Linked DNA regions of Homo sapiens: region 1 is linked to region 2. A link is a loop called in an ENCODE intact Hi-C map of the cell type or tissue named here. Cell type or tissue: gastrocnemius medialis. All regions are shown on one strand.

What was found. Peaks named below come from ENCODE experiments on the same cell type or tissue, not always from the same donor. Only the 100,000 strongest peaks of a DNase experiment are listed, where the experiment ranks them.
Region 1: a loop joins it to region 2, with 19 times the contacts of the local background. A loop is called at or near these places in 1 of 110 quality-filtered maps.

What each region holds. Positions count from the first base shown.
Region 1 is chr6:39,855,826-39,863,825 of GRCh38, forward strand. It overlaps DAAM2 (dishevelled associated activator of morphogenesis 2), which reads left to right. Exons shown (of 25, transcript NM_001201427.2): 2 at 422-645; 3 at 5,103-5,192. The coding sequence starts at 478. Among named protein-coding and RNA genes, the nearest start is that of DAAM2-AS1, 38 kb to the right of the region's middle. In gastrocnemius medialis, no CTCF peak of the experiment used is centred here; no DNase peak of the experiment used is centred here; H3K27ac peaks cover 922 bases.
Region 2 is chr6:39,938,912-39,946,911 of GRCh38, forward strand. All of the region lies in intron 1 of LOC102723789 (a long non-coding RNA gene), which reads left to right. Among named protein-coding and RNA genes, the nearest start is that of MOCS1, 8.4 kb to the left of the region's middle. In gastrocnemius medialis, no CTCF peak of the experiment used is centred here; DNase peaks (open chromatin) are centred at 274 and 4,120; H3K27ac peaks cover 833 bases.

The sequences.
Region 1 (8,000 bases), 83 kb before region 2:
GACCCGGAAATGAATCAAGTGAGTAAGTGAGCCTTGCTGGAAGCTGATCTTACGGAAGACAGGGAATAGGAGCCCGTCCACACATTTATGGAAAGTCAGCTCTGGTCACATGGAAGTCACATTCAGTGACCCCAGCCTTTGTCCTTCTCTGAGGGCAAGGAAGGGGAATATGAAAGTGTCTTGGCAGATAACACTCAGAGGACATGGTGGGGAGGATATGTAAATGCCTCCAGGTGGGAAGAGCTGGAGGGAACAGAGGGATGCTGTGGGAGGAGGGGCGACAGCGGGGTGGGTGGGGCTTTGCTATTGGGTTGAGGGCTCCCAGCAACCTGTGGGACAGAGGTTATGAAGGCAGAGTGACCTCTGCCCTGGCCTATCTGACTGTATGCCTGACCACCCTGTGTTCTCTCCTCTTGTCCAGATCACAATGAGGACCTAGGGCATCTGTCTGCTGACGCCCCCTGGCCTGCAGTGACCATGGCCCCCCGCAAGAGGAGCCACCATGGCCTGGGCTTCCTGTGCTGCTTCGGGGGCAGTGACATCCCCGAAATCAACCTCCGGGACAACCACCCTCTGCAGTTCATGGAGTTCTCCAGCCCCATCCCGAACGCAGAGGAGCTCAACATCCGCTTTGCAGAGCTGGTGGTCAGTGAGAGGGTGGGGAGAGACAGTGACAATGGGGAGGAGGGTGGATGGAGAGGCAGAGCTGGACAGAGGGCAGGGCCCCTGTGCTGGGGTCTCCATCTCTCAAAACTCCTCTTGGGAGGAGATAGGCCCCCAGGACACCTCAGCTATGTTGGGGAACCAGAGTCTCTCACTGGGATGGACAGCATAAAGTGTGTCCCCAGAAGAATGGTCCTACCTCCTCTCTGCATTGGATTGTAGACCACATGGTGCAGTAATTAGGTTATCATAGGAAGGGGCAGCTCTGGGTTTTGCAAAATAAGATGGTGAGACATCTCAAAGAACATCAGAACATTTGACGCCTTTCTCTCTTCTGCTCCTTGGAGTTTCCCTGGGATCTTTTAATGTCCGAGGCACAAAGAAGGGACAGAGTGGGATTCTGTGGGCAGACACTGGGCACCTCGGAACAGGGGATGATTGGCTAGGAACCTGGAGGTGGAAATGCCTATGTCATGCCTGGGGTCCCAGTTCAGGCCTGGGATGATTATGTGCTGTGCTTAGCAAGGGGCAGGCGGAAGCTCTGCCATTCACACCCGGACCAGCCTGTGCTGATTCCGCAATGCCCGCCCAGACCAGCTTTCAGACTGCCCTTGTGAGAAGCCCGTGTGTGTGCAGCTTTATACCCTGGCCACAAATAGACAGGCTAGGAAAGAAGCATGATTCCTTCTCTCTTTGGAGGTCTGGTGGTGAGACAAAGTCTGCACACCAAGGGAGGTCCCAGGCCTGGTAAAGAGCCATAAGTACATGTTCATCTACCATTAGCTCTTGGTCACTCATTCTGTGGTGGGCCATTAGTAAGCCAGTAAAGAAACAAGGCCATGTGGTTGGAATGTGGTTTTATACTTGTATTTGCTAATAGATATACCTGGTTAAGCCAATCCAGCTCTTTAAATAACAGGGTCCCTGAAAGATGAGATTATGCAGGTTATATGAGAAAGGTGTCCAGCTTCCTTGTCACATCAGGTTTAGGAAAACTCACTGTTTCCTGATTTTTTAGCTTTCCTCTGGATGGGGCAAGTGGTGGGGGCAAAGCGTTTGCTAGTGTAGAATAATATCTGGAGCCTGATTAGTGTTAGGGATATTTTCTTGAGTAGAGTGAGTTTTGAAAGAAGGACATGATAGGCAGTGTTCCTTTCTTTGGCTCTTTTATTCAACAGATATTTACTGAGCATCTTCAGGACAGGGACCCTTGCATGGCACTTTAGCAAAAACAAGGGTGAGTCAGACAAGTCTTGCCTGCAAGAAGAATAGCATCAGGTATCTCTCAAACAAGTGAACAATATTTCTTGGAGAGACTGCTGGGTGCTGGGCTGTATGAGGGTCCTAGGGATGTAGAGATGAGCCACCAGAGACCTCCCCTGCCTCCAAGAATGTGAAAGCCTAGTAGGGAAGACTGATTTTGAGGAGCAGTGACAAGTGTGATGAGTGCTAGGACAGGGAGCATTCTGGGGGTGGGGGCATGGGAGTGTCTAGCAGGGAGCTGTATTCTAGACTGGGAGAAGTCACAGTGGCCTCTGTGAGCAGTGACATTTCCACCGAGATGATTAGATCAGTGAATGAGGTTCAGGACAATGACAGAGGGTCTCCTGCAGAAGAAACGGCATATGTGAGTCTCAAGTCAGAAAGGAGCTGGGTCCTTTTGGGGTACACAATGAAGACCAGAAGAACTAAAGTTTTTGGATTAAACCCTAAGGGCAGTGGAAAGCCATGGAAGATTTTAAGTAGGGATTTGAGGTGATCTGATCTGCTTTTCTAAAAGACCACGCAAGGTGCTCTGCTAAAGAAGGGTTCTGGGTTGACCATTTGGAGGCTTTTGCCTCCTAATCCTACAGGTTAGAGAGAAGGGTGCCTTAGACTAAAGTATTAGCAGTGAGGATGGAGAGAAGTGGACAGATTCAAGAGCTGTTTAGGAGGAAAGATAATAGGACTTGGTAGGATCAAAGAGTGAGTAGGAATCAAAGAATACCCTGGTTTCTGACATGAAGTGTTGGATGGATATTGGGGCCCTGGGCAGGATAGGATATACTGGAGGAGATTCAAGTTGAGGGGGCTGGGATGATGAACTCAATCCACACATTCTTTCTGTACATCAGTTTCCTTATCTGTAAAATGAGTTGTTATAAGTTGTTATTTATTTATGAATAAACATTACATACTTAGAACAGTGCCTGGTACATAGTAACTCTACATAAGTACATCATAGTAGAGACGTACTGGAGACAGTGGGGCCCTAGGGTCTGGAGCTCAGGAAACTGTTGGCCTAGGGGTACAAGTTTGAGAGAGTTTGAGATAATAACTGAGTCCTGGGGAACAGGTGAGGGAGGATGGTGCCCTGAGGGACTTCTACATTTAAAGGTAGGATAGAAGAGGAGAAGTCATCAAGGAAGCCCACGCAGGAACATAGGGTGAAGCAGGAGAGACTGCTCAGGAGGGTAGTTGCTAAAGAAACCAGGGAAGTGAGGTTTAATAAGGACCGAGCAGTCAGCAGTCAGTCATGTGCTGCCTAGGCTGAGCAAAACCACCATTGATTTAGGGGTATAGAGACCACTGGCTGGAAAAGACAAGTGCATCAATAATCTGAATACAAGCTCACATGGAACTGCTCTGTAGTTCAGGAAGGGAGAGATTCTTCTTACCTGGGAAGGTCTACTGAAGACTTGCGGGAGGAGGCTGACACTGTGCCCTAGGAATTAGACCAGGTCCTTAGTGTGAGTGGGTGCAGATGCCTGTCCAGGTAGGACTCACTGTGTAAACAAAGGCACAGAAGTTGAAGAGGTGCAGAGTTTGTATTGGGAAATGTAAGGTGCATATAACTCTCCTTTTCCTTTTATTTCTGATTTTGATCGTGGGAAAGAAACCTCAAACAGGGTTCTGGGAATTTTGAGAAAGAACTTCCTGGGATATATAGAGAGCAGTTCTAGGGAAGAAATTTTGTTTGGGATTAAATCTGCAAGAGTCTTTAGTTCCAGAGGCAGGTGAACTGATGGGTATTATTTCAAATAATCCTTGTCTGTGCTGTCTGAATGGCAGTCCCTGGCCACGTGGGACTACTGGCTCATCTGAATTGAGATGAACTGTAACTGTAAAATGCACACCAGATTTTGAAGACTTAGTGTGAAAAAAGGAATGTAAAATATCTCATTATTAATTTTCTACATGATTTTATGTTTAAATGATTATATTTTAGATTTACTGGTTTAAAATATACTATGAAAATTGACTTCACCTATTTCTTTTAAATTTTTTAATGTGACTAGAAAAAATTGAAAATATATGTCGCCCATGTTATCTTTCTATTAGGCAGTTCTGATCTAGGTGAGAGAATAAAGTCTTAATATTCTCCCTTGAATAAAAGTATAGGGAAAAGATTACAGATATCAAAATTTAAGACTATTATACTTCCTTAGATATTGTTTTCACTGTTTATTGTATTTGAAAATATAAAGAGTCATAATATTATGCTTTGTTATGCTTAATTTATGCTTAATGCAAGTTTTGCTTTTGATTTTAAAAAAAGCACACTATGGTCTCCATGGCCCATTAACTAGTCCTTTGATTAGCCCTGGCATTGCTCATGAATGACAGGAGAGGCAGCTTCAAAAATAGAGCTTTTCAGGGGCCGTCTAGCACAGCAAAACCTTCAAATTCACCCTAAAATACCTATGGAGTTACCCCAAATATGACCTCATAAAGTTCCAGTTAGCTCCTTGGAAAGTTTGGACTAGCCTGATGGAGCCCCGTGCCTTCTCTTGCTGGTCCTGCAGTGGGAGGGGCTGCCTCCAGCAGGCACTACCTCCCTCGGAAGCAGATCAATGCCTCCCGGGGCATGGCTCGCCCATCCTACTCTGAGCAGCCCCTTGTCCTCACCAGCTCTCTCCAGCCTGTGCTAGGGCCTATGCTGAGTGTGGGGGAGCCAGAGAATGTCTAGGGCAGAGATTCGAAGGGCAGGTAGATGTGAAGGATGGGGCAAGAATCTGAGAGAGGCAGAACGAGATCTGCAGACAATTCCCTTCTTTGTTAGGCTTTGTATTATGGTGTCCACAAGCTTAAGAATGACAAGGGATGGAAGACAAGAGACCCCAGGGCGAGAGGATCAGGAGCTAGCAAAGCAATGCAGGCGATGGGCAGGGAACAGGGTGACCTGAAGCAGGAGGGTGGATTTGCAGAGACAAGGCTGGGGGTGGACAGGAAGTAAAGGGAGTGCAATAGAAGTCACATAGGGTTGGTTGAGGCAAGGGGATGGGGCTGTATCTCTGATAGAAAAAGAAATGCCCTATCATATCTTTGATGCTCTTCGGGAGGAAGATAGTAGTAGCCTGAGGAACTGATTTGGGGGAATTGTAATTTCCTGCAGGGCTGACTATTCTAATCTCAACCATCCCTAGTGTCAGACGTATTTTTTCTTATTGTCTTTGCAGGATGAATTGGATCTCACTGACAAAAACCGAGAGGCTATGTTTGCACTGCCCCCTGAGAAGAAATGGCAGATCTACTGCAGCAAGAAGAAGGTGCCCTCTCTGACCCCTCTGGCCACATCTCAGGGTTCATGGCATGGGGTGGCTCTTGCTGCCTTGGCATGCTCATGCATTCACCTGATGTTTATTACATGCCAGCCCTGTTCTAGGTGTTGGAGGAACAACAGTGAATAAAATAGAAAAAGGAAATTCTGCTGTCCTGGAGCTTACACTCAAAGAAATAGGATTCTCTTTTTCAAAAACGCTTAAAGCAGGACCTGCTGCATCCCAGGACTGGGGCTTGCTGGGAGACAGACAAAGAAGCAGAGTCTGGACTCTCTCGTGCCTGCTCCCAGGCATGGAGGGTGGGCATCATGGACCATACCTGGAGCAGCTTTGCTATAAGAAATCAGTTTGGGGGGCAGGGATGTCCTCTTTTGGATCTTTAGTCTCCACTCTGTCCCAGGCTAGGGCTCACACATCTGTCCATGTTCTCCTCAGCATATCCTCCCTCTCTTCTTGCTCATTAAAAGATGCTGTTAGCCTCCTGCTATGGCCCTCCCTAGAAAGGGGTATGCTGAGCTCCAGTGGGGCTTAATTGGACTTGATCTCCTCCCTTCTGCTTTCCCAGCGGCTGTGCATTCTTCTCTCTGCTGTCTCCATCTCCGTGTTTCTTCAGCTTGCCTCTGTCTCTACGTCTCTCTCTTGCCCCCTTTCTATTTTAGTCTGTTTCTTTTGCTCCTGAATTTTCTTTTCATGGCCTACTTTCCTCCTCTCCCCTCCACCCTCCCAGTTTTCAGACTTGAGTCCCAAGTCTAAAACTTGTTATTCTGCCCTCCTACATTGCTTTGGTGTTTGGGGACCAGAGCCTGGCTATTCCCACGCCTGAGGCTTAGGCTCCCTCCCTCCTGGGAGGAGACAGGAAGGTCTGGGCGGAGTCTGAGCCATGTATCCTTTGTGCTCCTGTGCCCCCTCATAGCTCTTCTCTTACTCTTCCTGCTGAAGACTTTATCCCATTCCGAGGTCTCCACACTGAGCCAGACTGACCTTGTAACATTGGAGGATTCAAATATACACCATTTCAGAGTTGCAGGAACCTGGAAAACCACACAGTGTCGATGCAGTCTCATTCTTTATTCTACAAATGAGGCCAAGAAGGCCTAGAGAGGCAAAACTCACCCACAGCCCACCCAGTCCGTTATGGCAACTGGCTGCCCATTGCTAGAACCTGAGACTGCTGGGGAAAATAGTGCTAGAGGCTGAGGACCTGTGACAAGAGGCATGGGCTGCACACGCTATGAGCCATTGTCTAGTATACTCAATGCATGCTTATTAAGCACCTGCAGAATATAACACTCTGTGTTTATGCATCTCATTGTGAGAAAAGCAGGTCTTTAAAAAGCTCAAATCATGGAAAGAAGGAAGGAAGGAAAGAAATTTCAGGCGTAATTAATCATATCTCATGATTCTCCATTTTCCAAATTGATTTACTATGGAGTTCCCTTAAGTTGGTCTCTTCTACAGCTGCTAAAACAAACAAACAAACAAACAAAAAAATGGCCAGGCATGGTGGCTCATGCCTGTAATCCCAGCACTTTGGGAGGCCGAGGTGGGCAGATCATCTGAGGTTGGGAGTTCGAGACCAGCCTGACCAACATGGAGAAACCCCATCTCTACTAAAAAAATACAAAACTAGCCAGGTGTGGTGGCACATGCCTGTAATCCCAGCTACTCGGGAGGCTGAGGCAGGAAAATCACTTGAACCTGGGAGGTGGAGATTGTGGTTAGCCGAGATCATGCCATTGCACTCCAGCCTGGGCAACAAGAGCGAAACTCCATCTCAAAAAAAAAAAAAAAAAAAAAAAAAAAAAAAGATTTATTAAAATAGAAGGCATCTCTCACTGCCTTCCAAACCAAATTGTAATTTCCCCACACACTTTCACAACCTTCCACCTTCCCACATGGCACTTCCTCTGTCTATAACACCCTCCCCACCTGTCTTAGCTGTAATGCTCTTTAATAGCCCAGTGTTCTTAGACCACTCACGCCAACCCCCTACAAGCCTTCTGTGTTGGATGGATCACCCCCCAAGGTCTGCTATGGGTGGCTCTACCATAGAACATTTACCACCCTTTCTCTGGCACTGGACTGTTACATGGAAGGCAGAGACCATGACTCTTTACTCCGTACTTTCAGAGCTCAGCACAGTGATTGGCATCTAGTAGGTCCCCATTCAGTGCATATGGCATGGGTAAATGACGAGCCAGCAAGTTTAGGAAAGGATGTGTTTGCCGACACAATTGTTTTTGGTGCTGATTCCCCTCCCCAAGGCAGAAGGCAGAATGTTTGGCCTTCAGTCATGGAGAATTTAACATGTATAACCATGATTAAATTTAACATTTAACCATGTGAAGTCATAAAGACCCAAACAAAGCAGCTTTTCTACTGGTCTAAGATTTGTATTTTGTGAAACAAAATAGAAAACATTGAGTGGATGGAGCTGAGAGCTGCAGGGCCCGCTGGCAGCTGGCAGAGAGGTGTTTTGTCAGGGAGGGTCTGGAGGAAGTTAAGTTTTCATGCCGATTTGGAAGCAGGAGAGTGGAGAAAGCAGATGGGGAGGAGCCTCCAAAGTGACCTGGGGCACAGGAACAGGAATGAGCAGGATGGGTGTGAGGCCCAGAAGCAGATCCATTTGGCTGGAGAAGGCTGGATTTTCAGTCAACATTAATATTTCTTTAACTCCCATCATTCTTGCCCATACTTGGGGAAGAGTCGAGCCTGTCTCTTGAGGGCTGAGCACTGGGCCAGAGGTCCTCGGATCTGGGCTCTGCCTCCCCGCTGCACATCCCCCTCATTCAGGAG
Region 2 (8,000 bases):
TCACCTAGGGGATAACACCAACCTATTCCTGAGGGATTTGTTCCCTTAGCCCAAACACCTCCCACCAGGCACCACCCTCCAACACTGGGGATCAAATTTCAACATGAGATCTGTAGAGGACAAACATCCAAACTATATCCAAGAGTTAGCTGTGAACTTTGTTTCTGGTCAGTGTTGCCCTCACTCTGGGTCCCGGCCTGATAGGGCAGCGAATATCCACATAGAACATTGGTGGTTACCAAGAGGGAAAAAGAGTGTGGCAAACAGCAAACTGGCTCTTACAGCTTCTTCCTGGAAGTGTCACACATCACTCTGCTTTAAGCAAGTCACATGGCTGTATCTAATTTCAAAGGGAAGAGCAGCTTAGTCCTCTCTCAGAGAGGGAACGCACATGCTGGCGAACAGTAAAATAACCTTACTCCAGGAACAAACTTCCCCTTGCTCTCTTATGTATCATCCAGTTTTTCCATTCAACTCTTCCACTTCTTTGCACCTATCACTCCCCTTGCATACTGAAACCAGCCATGGCAGCCTTATGCATCTGCATGTATCATGCATACCCTCAGAGCCATGAGGTGCTGACTAGGAGTCTCTTGTTTAGATTCTGTCATCAGCAAAACTAAGAGAAGAGTTTGTAATACCTCTTTAATTCGATTGTTTTCAAAGTGTGGATTTCAGAGGTCAACACTAGTTTCATAGTAATATTAAGAAATCGTGCCAGGCGCGGTGGCTCCTGCCTGTAATCCCAGCACTTTGGGAGGCCAAGGCGGGCGGATCACAAGGTCAGCAGATCGAGACCATCCTGGCTAACACGGTGAAACCCCGTCTCTACTAAAAATACAAAAAATTAGCCGGGTGTGGTGGCGGGCGCCTGTAGTCCCAGCTACTCAGGAGGCTGAGGCAGGAGAATGGCGTGAACTCGGGAGGCGGAGCTTGCAATGAGACGAGATCACACCACTGCACTCCAGCCTGGGCAACAGTGCGAGACTCCGTCTCAAAAAAAAAAAAAAAAAAGAAATCGTCTTTTCCACTCTCATGCTCCTATGACCATATAGGAGTTTTCTATGTGTGATTTCACAGATTGAACGCAGAAGCAGATATGAGAATCCAGTTGCCTTCTACTAAGCCAGACATGAAAGCAAGTTGCCAAAATGTAGCGCAATGCCACTTTTTTTCCCCTGTTTTTGTTTTGGAAATTATTGTTGTTTTCATAAAGCATTATGTTAACATGTAATAGGTATTATGGACATTATTATTTTTCAGTGAGTTAAATGTTTTCAGATTTTCTGAGTTTGAATTTCTAATATCATAACTATAAATCAAATAAATTGATATAGTAAATAGAAATTAAATATTTCAAAAGATCTGTTGTACGACATGGTGACTGTGGTTGATAACAATATATCGTATCTTGAAAATTGCTAAGAGATTTTAAGTGTTCTCGCCACACAAAAAAGTGAGGAAATGCAAGTGTTAATGTTAATTAGCTCAATTTAGCCATTTCATAATGAATGTTTCAAAACATTGTATATGATATATATTATTTCTGTCAATTTAAATAAGTTAAAAATAGGTATTAAGTAGATATAACACAAATAAACAAATAAGCTCTTTTGGGATGTTTGATACTTCAGAGCAGTGGTCCACAACCCTTTTGGCACCAGGGACCAGTTTCATGGAAGACAATTTTTCCATGGGGGCAGTGGTGGGGGAATGGTTTCAGGATGGAACTGTTCCACCTGAGATCATCAAGCATTAGGTTCTCAGAAGAAACACGCAACCCAGATCGATCCCTTGCAGGCGCAGTTCACAATAGGGTTTGAGCTCCTCTGAGAATCTAATGCTGCTGCTGATCTGACAGGAGGCAGAGCTCAGGAGGTCATGCTCGCTTGCTTGCTACTCAACCTTCTGCTGCGTGGCTCAGTTCCTAACAAGCTACAGACCAGTACCAGTCCAACGCCTGGGGGTTTGGGACCCCTGCTTTAGAGTATAAAGAGTTCCTGAGACAAACAATTTGAGAATTGCTGCCTTAATACACAACCTTTCATCCTCTAGAGACCTAGAGACATCCTAATTATTCTCTATAACTGCTGTGTCCACATCACCCTCCCCAAGCCATTGAGAAGAATATAGAATAAACTCTTACCTATCCCTCATTTCCCTGAGCTCCTGGAGTGGGCTGTTTTCCTATGGAGTTGATGATGAGATTGGTTTGAGGGTCCTCATCCTGAGGTTCGATAGGAGCCCTACACTGGGAATCAGCTCCACGTTTCACATCCAACCTCTGCCATAGAGTCACTTTCTCTCTACTAGTTTAGGCTCCTCATTGACTGGAAATAAAAAACTGGTCTTCAGCTTTGTTGTGAGACTTGAGTCATGGAATGCTTAAGCAAGTGCTCTGTTGTTTTTATGATATTGTTTTAGGGCAAGGAGGGCCTTACTCATGTTACCGAAACCATCCTTTCTCACATGAACGAGATTAAAGAGATTAGCTCTTTTGGATGTATTGAGCCTACAGAAAAGCTCTTATTAGAATTAGGTAACCCCCGTAAGGGATGGCGGGTTCATTATAAACCATGTATATAACTCAGCTCAAAATAGTTTAACTGTTTTCCAAGAGTAGGTAGCCAAGAGCAATAATGGGAAGTAGGGTAGGTATGATAATGAGTTAGGAAAAAATAAGGCACAGGGATTGCCAAGAAGGATGGGCCCCAACTCTCAGGGAGTCCTGAGACCCTTGGTGTGTGGGAGAACAGGAGGGGCTTGGAGGACACTGAGAACTTTCTTCTGAGGTATTCCCAGGTCTTTTGCAGGCCAGACCGTCACCCCTGTTATGAAATCATCCTGAACTGTTTTCTCCTACTGATCTTCTTAGTGTATGGTGGTTTTAAACAGGTCCATAAATTCTTAAATATTCTTCACTTTAAAAGGTGGAGCCTAGTTCCCCTCCCCTTAAATGTGGGCTGAACTTATGAACTCTAGCAAATCAAATGTGGCAGAAGTGATGGTGTTAGGCTCCTGAGGGTAGTCAGTAAAAGACCACGTGGTTTCCTCCTTGCTCCCTCTGGGAGAAGCCAGCGGCCATGCTGTGAGCAGTTCTCTGGAGATGCCCATTTGACGAAGACTGAACCTCCTGCCAACAGCCAGTTAGGAACGAAGGCCTCCAGCCAACAGCCATGTATGGGAACCATTTTGGATAGGACTCCTCCAGACCTAGTCACAGCTTCATGTACCTGCAGCCCTTGCTGAGATCTTCACTGCAGTCTCACAAGATATCCTGAACCAGAAACATCCAGCCAAGCCACTCCCAGGCTCCTGCCCCTTAGAAACTGGGTGAGATAAATACTGGTTGTTCTTAGCTGTTACATTTTGGAGTAACTTGTTACACAGCAATAGAAAATTTAAAAGTTGTGTGTGAATTCCTACAGTGAGTTGCTGTTTAACTATATTGCCTGTTGCCATCACAGGAAAGAGATGCTGTTTATGTCTGTAACTGTATTGGTGGCGTTCTGGGCCATTTGTTCTCCATGTGCCCCACCCTTCCCTGGGATCCATTCTCCACCTGTCTTTGCCCCCTGTTCTCTGCCCCAAGAGGTTGATCCCATGGACCCCCTTGCCTTCAGGCTTCTGTTTGGAGTCCATTCACGGAAGATACTGGGAGGGGAGCAGAGGACAGCATGGGAGAGAGATCTGGGCATGGGCACCTCCTCCCCGCCAACTCTGCATTCTTTTCTACCAGCCGAGGGAGGCAAGAGATGACTTTACACCTGACTTTGTTCTACTCACACCTACAGAGTTAGAGTTCACTGTGTTAAGGCCCATGCATTTAGAAGAAAAGCAACTCACGCGTGGCTCTACCTTTGAACTAGAAAATAACCTTTAATTCCCCTAAGACAATCAAATCCACTAAACTCAGGCCTAATTCCTCTGCAAGCAAGGTCAAGTTGTACTGTCTGGATTATGCAGTGGCTGTTTGTTAAATTGAGTTGGGGTAATTATCGGGGTGGAGAGATAAAACAAGAAGTATCAAAGGCTGACATTTTTGGAAACACCTCAGAAGTCCTCACGCTCATGAGACTTGGCCCAGCTGAGAATGCCACCTGACATGTTCCCTCCTGGGACAAGTCAGTGAAGGGCAAGCCTCTGTAAGTAAGGCAGGTGATGGCTTGGAAAGAGCCCTGGCTCAGCAGTGGGGGCGATCTGATTTGTGCCAGTCCTCAACTTGGCACAAATTCCCTGCTTAACCTTGGGCCAATTACTTCATCTCTCTGGTTTCATCATATGTCAGAGGGGAAACTGCCTGTCTTATCTACTTCACAGGGTGGTGGTTGTGAGAAATCAATTAGAGAGGATTTTACTATATTATTAAAATATAAGATGAAGCACAAAGAGGTGAAGTAACCAGCCCAGTGATGCATAGCTAATAAGGGGTGAAGCTGAGAACCGGGGGGTTAACATGTCCGGCTCGCAAATCCACACTCTGAAGCCCTATCCTTTCTGTGTTCTTGACCCTGACCACACCCCTGCAAACAGTCCCTTTAGTACATTCTGAGTGTCCCTTTGGCTTCCCCTTTCTTTCCTGCTGCAATCCTATGCTATACTTGATTGTCTTCCACGATCTCTTAATATTCAAAAGGGGCAGAGGAAAACTTAAAAAACTAAGCTTGAGTTAAAAAGAACTTTACATGTTGTAAAGTTCAATTTATAAAGCCACATTCTAAGTAGAGAAAGTCTATCAATCATAAATGTAAAACATAACTTTCCCTATCCTTTTTTTTTTTTTTTTGAAGAGGAGTCTCGCTTTTGTCGCCCAGGCTGGAGTACAATGGCATGATCTTGGTTTACTGCAACCTCTACCTCCTGGGTTCAAGCGATCCTCCTGCCTCGGCCTCCCGAGTAGCTGTAGCTGGGATTACAGGTACCTGCCACCACACCCAGCTAATTTTTTTGTATTTTTTTGTAGACATGGGGTTTCACCATGTTGGCCAGGCTGGTGTCAAACTCCTGACCTAAGGTGATCTGCCTGCCTCGGCCTCTCAAAGTGCTGGGATTACAGGCAAAAGCCACCACGCCTGGCGCCCGACCCTGTTTTTTTTTGTTTTTTTTTTTTTTTTGAGACAGAGTTTCGCCCTTGTCAGCCCAGGCTTGAGTGCAACGTCACAACCTCGGCTTGCTGAAACCTCCACCTCTTGTGTTCAAGTGATTCTCCTGCCTCAGCCTCCCGGTGGCTCATGCCTGTAATCCCAGCACTTTGGGAGGCCAAGTTGGGTGCATCACTTGAGGTCAGGGGTTCAAGACCAGTCTGGCCAACATGGTGAAACCCTGTCTCTACTAATACAAAAATTAGCCAGGCATGGTGGTCCCTATCCCTTTTCTAAAGAATATTATGGAGTTGATGTGAATCAGAACATAAGTTCAAAGTCTCTTTTCTGAAGGCTGAGGGGCCAGATAGATTTTGGACTTTAGGAGTGTTTGGGGTTTGAAATGTCATAAACTGTACATTATATACATTTTGTATGTATATGTAAAAGCATATGAATATAGAACATAAGACAGGGGCTAGGAAAGCCCCCAGTAACCAAGCAATTTTTCTGCAAGAAAATATTCACACGAAATAGGGTAATAAATAGTTCACATCACACGGCCATGTTTTGTTGACAGATGAAGTATGGAAAAATTTTCAGTGTACAGAAGTAGTTTAATTTTGGAATTACACTTAAGGGATAATAGACTTGAGGTAATATAGAATTGGGCCAAGGGTAATCAAGATAAACTGTTTCATTACTGAGAAGATTACACACTTTCCTTTTCTAGTTCTAGTTACCTCTCCAGGAAGGAGAACCACATTTTACAGCTTTGTTCCCTCCTCAAGTCAATTGAAGTTTGGTAGATTGGAACAGTCCCTACTAGCCACATCAAGCCATGAAACACTGATCCTAAGAAAGTAATGAGAGATTTTGCTTTTGACATGGGGATGTCTTCCATTTGCACCACCAGGCCTCCCCTCCATCTTCTGCACCTTGCTCTGGCCTCAGAAGGCTGACCTGCAGGGATGACCCTCCCCATCTGGTTCTGATGGGGCCTGTCCAGTGGGGAGCCCTGGCAGGAGACTAGAGAGAGGGAGAAGAGTTTGTGAGGGTACCAGGCCCTTGGCTGCTTCCCTTGGTGGCTGCCTTGGGACAGCTGTGTCCCTCAACTGCAGTTATAGCTTCTGTGGGTGATCCTCCCCATGTAGTTCTCTCTCTTCCTCATGATTCTTCAGGCCTAGGAGTGGGACACCCTCCACCACTCCCCTCAATACACACCCAAACCCACACCACTAGCTCCAGAATACCACACTTTCTCCTGAGGTTTCCTTGCACCCAGCCCAGACCTTTATAAATATTACTTTATTAAACTCCCAATTAAAAAAATAAACTCCAAACTTGAGTGTGGTCCTGACAGGACATTGATTGGTACAAAAGCCAAGATCAATTAAAAAGTAATAAGAGTTGGACCAATCTGTGCCTATGATTAAGTTTATTTAAATATTGCTTCCAAGTGGTAATTTAGTAGACAGTTAATATGGAAATAGTATTTTATAAAATCATTTATTAAAGAGTATTTTATGGAAAAATTATAAACTCAACTTTGTGAGTGTGAATAAACTTATTCCCTGTGTGGTCTGTTTTAAATCCTTTCTAGAACAAGGTCAAATACAGGCATGGTGCACAGTGAGCTTGGGGGCTTGCTGCCATGACTCTAGAAAACATCTGGGCAACTGACTCTTGGTCTGTGTCAACAGCTCTGAGTGCTAGAAAGTTGCATTGGACCAGGCTGTACTATCAGAGCATGGGGGTGGTATCCTACCTGTGCAGAGCCTCCCAGCAATTATACCATACACTTGAACACCCTAAGCAAGATAAGACATGCCTAGCCCAGGGGAGGAGTTCTGCAGCACATACATAGGTTACAGGAATACAAAGACTGGCCCGGCCTGATGTGTATAAGGTGGGGCCATGGAAGGGAATGACTTGTGCTTTCAGAAGCCTTAAGAGGCCTCTGACTCCTGGTGAAGCCATGTGGACCAGGGAGCCCACAGACCTCTCAAGATGGAAGGGGAGTATAGTCCAGTGGTTATGAGCATGGGCTCTGGAGCCAGGATGCCTGGGGTTAGATCCTGTCTCTAGCACTTACCAGCTGTGTGACCTTAGCAAGTCATGTCCCCTAGTGCCTCAGTTTCTTTATAATTGGAAGGGGACAATAGTATCAACTTTCTATGGGTACATGAAGGTCAGATAAGTCAGTGTTTAGTCTCAGAGCTATGCCTGACATATTGGAATGCTTAGTATTGTCACCTACTGCTATGGTGGGAATGTTTGTGTTTCCTCAAATTTCGTATGTTGAAATGAAATCCCCAGTTCAAAGGTAGAGGGGAGGCATCTGGAAAAGGACTGAGTCATGAAGCCTCCTCTCTTATGAACAGGATTAGCTCTTTATAAAAGAGGATGGAGATGCCCTTTTGCTCTTCCATCATTTGAGCTATGAGGAACAGGCTCTCAGACACCGGATCTAGTGGCAGCTTGATCTTGGGCATCTTAGCCTTCAGAATTGTGAGCCATAACCTTCTATTGTTTATAAATTACCCATTCTAAGGGTTTGTTTGTTTGTTTTTAAATAGCAGCCTGAATGCACCAAGGTCTTTATTGGAGCTGGCTGCTGACCTTGCTGCTGTGTCCTGGCCGCTGGCTTCTTTCTGTATTCTCTAAGTATGTCTGGGCCTGGCCTTTCAGTCTCTCCATCCTACCTCTGGATCTGTCTGCTATCAGTCTTTTGGGCTTTCATTAACATCCCTGTCGGGCACCACCAGACCCCTTAGTGACATCCCTATAACACACAGTCGGCACCTAGGGAGGGCCAGGTGGCCTCTAGGAGAAGAACTCTGCAATTTCACGCCTGTGAGTTATAAAAATGGACATTTCCTATGTGGGAATCAGAAACCAGAGAGAATATAAAAAGTA